Linked DNA regions of Mus musculus: region 1 is linked to region 2. The links are chromatin loops, found by intact Hi-C in ENCODE. Cell type or tissue: left cerebral cortex. All regions are shown on one strand. Links, peaks and the distances in the headings refer to the core of each region. The heading gives the core; the rest is flanking DNA. Region 1 overlaps Gm34889 (a long non-coding RNA gene). Region 2 holds the start of Pax1 (paired box 1).

Region 1 (2,921 bases), core at 197-2,696, 280 kb after region 2:
GAGTTCCAGGACAGCCAGGGCAGAGAAACCCTGCCTTGAAAAACAAAACAAAACAAAACAAAACAAAATAAAACAAAACAAGAGGATATGTGTAGTAGTTCCTATTAAGAATGTATAGGGACAGAAAAATTAGATTTTTCTCCCTGCATAAAACAATAGAAATTATTTTTCTTAAAATTCAAAGTATTCTTTTTTATAACAGGAATTTAATGACATTGTAAAATATGTGAAAAATAAATAGAAATAACAAAGTTTTAAACTTTCTATGGTAGCAAGGTATACATATAAACTTGTTAATTAGAAGCAAAAATTATATTTCAATCTTGTTAGTTTTCCTATAGCATATATAACTTTAACACATTATTTTTAAAACTACAGAAAAGTGTAAATACCTAGTTTAAGTTTATATTACCAAGGTAAGAGATTGTAATGTAGTAGATGTACTTATACATCTTGTTTTGTATACATATACACATATACCCTATTATTTTCTGCTGCAAGTTAAAAACTAAGATTACAGCTTTCCTATAATGTTAGAAGTACATTGTTTGGAGTGGGTTGCCTTATATTATTTGTTTGTGGAGGGTTTGTTTTGTTTTGTTTTGTTTTGTTTTTGTTCTGGGGTAATCATATCAAAAAGTCACTATTATTATTTAGCCAATGATAATCCTGCTGATATTTTCCATTTGTTCTCATGCTGTTGGAAAGATGTACTACTAATAATTGTACTATCTTAAAACAAAGTCACTGGTTAGACTTACCATTGGTAAGAAAGCAGAAGACAATTTTTCATCTAAAAATATCTGAATATTTTTCAGATTCATTCAAGAGTCTTTTTGTAGGTAGTTAAATCACAAAGCTTTTGCATTTTATAGAGAAAATATGGAAGTGGCACTGGGTAACCGAGAAAGAAATGTAAAATAATTTAAATAATCAATTAAAACTAAAAGTGTCTAGGAAAACTAAAAACAAAATTGGAAACTAAATTCCAGAAATTGATAAAATTATCAAAAACTTAAGAACAAACTTCATTTTGTCTCCTTAGCATTTTGTTTATACCTTCAAATTTTGCTGCACAAAACAAGTTCTATTGACATGATTCGTTATTCCTTTCCAAGTTAAAAAAAATATCGCAATTGTTATATTTCAGCTACTTCTCCAACATGAGAATTTCACTAATCAAATAAGTTACAAGTATTCCAAACTAATTCTAAGTGCAGCAAGTGTCTCATTTCTAAACAGCACTTATATTCTTGGTTATTCAGCAAAGAGTAATATTTTCAAGAACAGTCACCCTGATGCAGAAATCCAGGAGCTATTGACAATCTATGTGCCACCATAGAAAGACAAAGTCTCCCTCTTGGTTCTTGCTGGAACTCTACTTCAAAAGGGGTCTGTCACAAGGTTTCTCCTCTCTCCCTAGGCGCTCTGGCTGAGCTGCCTGACAACTGTAAATCCCAATTGCAGGGAAGACTCTTGCTTCTGATTTTAGAATTTTAGTTTAATTTAGATTCTTGTTAGGATTTTTGTAAGTTAGCTAACATATCAGAGATTTTCAATAAATGTCAATTTTTGGGTTTTTTTTCAAAGAATAAACCTATTGAATCTTTTTGTCTAGCAATTTTTTTTCTGCTATAGGCTGTCTTATGGTATGTTTTCAGTGTTGTGTGAAACTACAAAAATCTAAACTATGAAAAAGAGTCAAGGCACCAAAAACCAAACAAATGCTGTCCCCTGTATGTAAAGTAGTATTGTGCTTCAAGACGTGGAGCCAATCCTAGCAGAATACAATGTCAAGTGTTGTGAGGAGAGGAAATGGGAAAGGAGACTAGATTAAGAGAAGGAGAACCATCTCTTTTCACTACTGTATTCTCTTTAAGAGTTTCTTTCTTTCCTTTCTTTCTGCTAAGTGCTAAGAAAAGGGGAGGAAATAACAAGAAAGCATTCCTGAGAAATACATTTTCGTGACATATAGTCAATAGAATTTAACTATCACTAACTATAAATTTCCATTCACAGTTTGGGCAGAGAATAATTGGATGAAATGAGTTTGATGGAAATCTTCAACAGAGTATCAAACTATTTTGTCATTAGTTTGATATACTAATGTTTACATCCTCCAGAGTCTATTATCAAGCTCACGTGCACACATCCAAATAGCAACTATATTTTAAAGGTATGAAATTTCTAGGGTAAGACACAAATAACTGATAAAAGAAAATGTGGGGGATTTTAAGAATTTTTTTTTTCTTCCAGAACATTTCATGTCCAGGAAAAGAATTCTACTTGGCCTATGATGTTCCTAAACAGTCAGAAAGTGAATTTCATTAGAAATTCTGTTTTGTTTTATGTTTTCATTTTATAGTGGGAAACCTCCAGATCTGCGTGCATTGATAAACTGAACAAAATATAGTATAAGCACTTATAAAATTGCCACACTGGAGTTTTACAAATAAAATGTCACAAGATAAATATATAACTTGAAAATAAAAAATTAATCTGAAAAAGACCTCTAACCAAGTTTTCTGGCTTGGCTAGCTCATCAGCATGAAGTTTATGATAACTGCTTCATGTTTGAAATGTGTCTAAGCTTGAAAAAAATAATGGTTTGCAAGAGGCTTTCATATTCACAGATATTATGGCAACTATATTTACTTACCTTATCTTTGTTTAAAGTTTAAGATTACATTTTGTTGTTTTTAAGCTAGTAAGTAGTAAGGAATACAATTTAAGGTAAAAAAAAAAAGTTTAAAACCCACATTGTAAAAGGATCCCAGCATTTGAGTGCCCTCCCCCCCTAAAGGTTTCTTTGTGTATCATTAGTTCAAGAAATATAAGTAGGCAGTTCCAGCATAAGTGACCTAGCTCAAGTGTCCCAAGTCCAGGAAAGACCTGTAAAAGTAGCATTGTGTCAGAATGTA
Region 2 (2,921 bases), core at 231-2,730:
GAAACACCTCCTGAGCCCGCATCAGCTCCTGAAGGAACCTGAAAGCTAAAGAAGGGGCTGAGCAAAAATGGCCCAAGCGGTTTGTTTGGCTTAGATTTGGCGATAGGCATTTGCATTCTTTTTGCAAGAATGAAAAAGTGCAATTTCAGGCCTCCGATTTTGTGGTCTGCGCCTGCTCTTCTACTTGAGAAATATTTTCCATAGTTGTCATAAAAAGTTCAAGATGTCCGAAGACTCTCACAGAAGGTTCTGGACCCCCAGCCTGTGTGGCCAGTCGTGAACTTACTTTTGAGCCAAAGTCAGTTCTAGAAGGAGAAGGGCATGCAACACCCTCGCTCATCCTCCCGTCCCAAGTTCTGCCTTTTGTAGAAAATTACCGAAGACATCACGACTAAGACACCACGACTAACCTGTTTGCTCCATAAACGTCCGGATGCCCAGGATGTTGCTGACTGAATGTGCGGAGGGCCATGAACGCGGGATACTGACGTGGCCCGCCGAGCCGGGGACCCCGGGATGAGTGCCCATCTTAGTGCCCGTGGGTGACACTGGGCTGGGGTAGGGGTACTGGTAGATATGATTGTAGGGCAGTGCAGGCTGCGGAGGCGGCTGCTTACTTGCTTCGTATGGCCCTGGCTGCGCCAGGCTGCCAATCTTATTTCGCAGGATGCGACTGATGGAGCTCACAGAGGGCACGTTGTACTTGTCACAAACGCCATCAGCCAGTAGCCGGTCACGGATCTCCCAGGCAAAGATGCCAGGATCCCCCTGTTTGTAGTCCCGGATGTGCTTCACTACATTGGGGGTGGTAACTCGAGGTTTGCTGCCCCCGATGGCCCCGGGCAGGATGGAGCCGGTCTCGTTGTAGCGCGCCAGGATTTTGCTCACGCAGCCATGAGAGACCCGCAGTTGCCTACTGATGTCACAGGGTCGGATACCCAGCTGTGCTAGCTCCACGATTCGTAGGCGGATGGCATTGGGCAGGGGACGGCCGTTGACGAACACGCCACCAAGTTGGTTCACTTCGCCGTACGTCTGCTCTGCAGACGCGCCGGATAGGAGTGAGCAGGCGAGGGAGAAAACACCGGCGGGTTACTCAAGGGTGTCCTTGGGGAACCAATGCACTGCACCCTAGCGCGACTCTGAGATAACCCGCAGGTCCACCCCAGCCTCCGACATCTCAGATCTAAGGACAGAGCCAGCCGGGGACAGGCTGGCACATGTCGGGGTCAGGGACATTGTGCTCTTCAGCCCTTGGTGCCCTTTCGCGACTTTAGTCATACCCTCACCTCCTCCCTGAACTTAAGGGACTGACCCATCGATGGCTGGGAGCAGCAGAGGACGTGGCTCCTGAGGACATAGAACCCTTCTGCCCAGGGAAAGTGGATCAGGAGGAAGGGAGGGAGGCAGAGAGTCTCAACCCAGCTCCGCACCCGCCCGCACCCGGGCTGAAGCTCGCCCCTTACCCATCGCGCGCGGGCCGGCCAGCTGCCTGGCGCCGGAGCGGCGGGGGCTGGGCCCGGCGCAGTCCGGGAGAGCTCGGGCGCCGCCACCGCCGGAGAGGCATAGAGGGAGGGCGCGCGCGAGCCGTGGGCCGCGGCGGCTGGAGACGCGCAGTGAGCCGCTGCCCAGCGCGCCGCCCGCCCCAGGGCCTGCCGCAGCCGCCGCCGCCCGCTCCCAGGACACTCTCCAGGCCCGCGACCCCAGGCCCAAGGTGAACTTCATCCGATTGGGAGAAATTCGTCTGACCGGGAAGCTGCAGGGTGCGAGAATCAATTTGACGTGTCCTCCACGTCAATCTCTACAGTCACGCTGGAGACTCACGAATTGGCAGCTCATTGGTTCCCGTCACCGAGCCTGGCGTCCCCCTCCCCGCCCAGAAACTCTACCCCTCCTCCTAGTTCTTGGCTTCCCCCCTCCGCCTTTCTCTTACCCTCTCCGGAACCCTTACCCCCCCCCACACACACACACACCCCACCCCACCCACATACACACCAGGAATATACACCACCCTAAACCTAAGCCAGATCCTGGGATCATCCAATCTTTGTTGCTTTTTATGGCCTTCCTAACCTACTTCAGGAAAGGTAGGGGAGTCATCTCAAGTTGATCATACATTAACAATCACCTCCACCGCCATTACTAATAACCCGTTGGAAGGTAGAAGTTGATCCTGGCACGGTGTTTTAGCATGTGGCTATCTCCACCACCTGCTGCCCTGAGGAGAAGAGACAGGTCAGGTGGATACAGAACCTGGGGAACCACCAAGATGAAAAGAAAGAGGTCCAGCTTGGAAGGGGCATCGAGGAAGGGTGGTCCACAGTGGCTTATGGAGCGGACTCTCCCAGATCCCATTTCTCATGGTTGTCCATCCTGTACTCATAACAGGAGTGCCTTTGGAGTAACATGAGGTGATTTCAGTGACCCGAAAGGAGCACAGCATTCCAGGTTCTGCCTCGAATGACAAAGCCCACCCACCAGAACTCATTCCTCTCCAGTAAGTGACACAAGGAACAAGCAGGAAAGGCAGACTTGCTGCTTCCTGTCCCCAACAATCGGGCAATCTTCAAAAAACCATAATGGTTGCTGAGCTCCTGTTCCAGATCCAGACAGTCTCTTTCAGACAGGCCAGGAGATCCTGCCCGCACTCCACACACACACACACACACACACACACACACACACACACACACACACTTCCTCATCCGTCTGGCCTAGACATTCCCTGGCACCAGTAGTCTTCCAGAGGTCTCTGCTAAATGACCCTTCAGCTCTGGTATTAAAAATCAACTCTTCTAATTCATATCCATGCACAGTGCTGGGCCTCCAAGCTGGCCTTCATAAAGGCAGCAATCCCGAAGGAAGCAATGAGCTGGTCATGGAGTTCTGCACCTCATGCCGTGCCAGCAGAGCAAGACCTG

Evidence for each region. Hi-C counts contacts between places; a loop is a spot of excess contacts. Peaks named below come from ENCODE experiments on the same cell type or tissue, not always from the same donor. Only the 100,000 strongest peaks of a DNase experiment are listed, where the experiment ranks them.
Region 1: it touches region 2 in a loop (8-fold over the local background); 7 of 42 quality-filtered maps call a loop at or near these places.

The regions. Positions count from the first base shown.
Region 1 is chr2:147,087,132-147,090,052 of GRCm38, reverse strand. The region is part of intron 1 of Gm34889 (a long non-coding RNA gene); the gene reads right to left. Among named protein-coding and RNA genes, the nearest start is that of Gm34889, 3.1 kb to the right of the region's middle. In left cerebral cortex, for the core only: no CTCF peak of the experiment used is centred there; a DNase peak (open chromatin) is centred at 1,318.
Region 2 is chr2:147,363,852-147,366,772 of GRCm38, reverse strand. It overlaps Pax1 (paired box 1), which reads right to left and starts at 1,779. Exons shown (of 5, transcript NM_008780.2): 1 at 1,467-1,779; 2 at 411-1,040. The coding sequence starts at 1,725. In left cerebral cortex, for the core only: no CTCF peak of the experiment used is centred there; no DNase peak of the experiment used is centred there.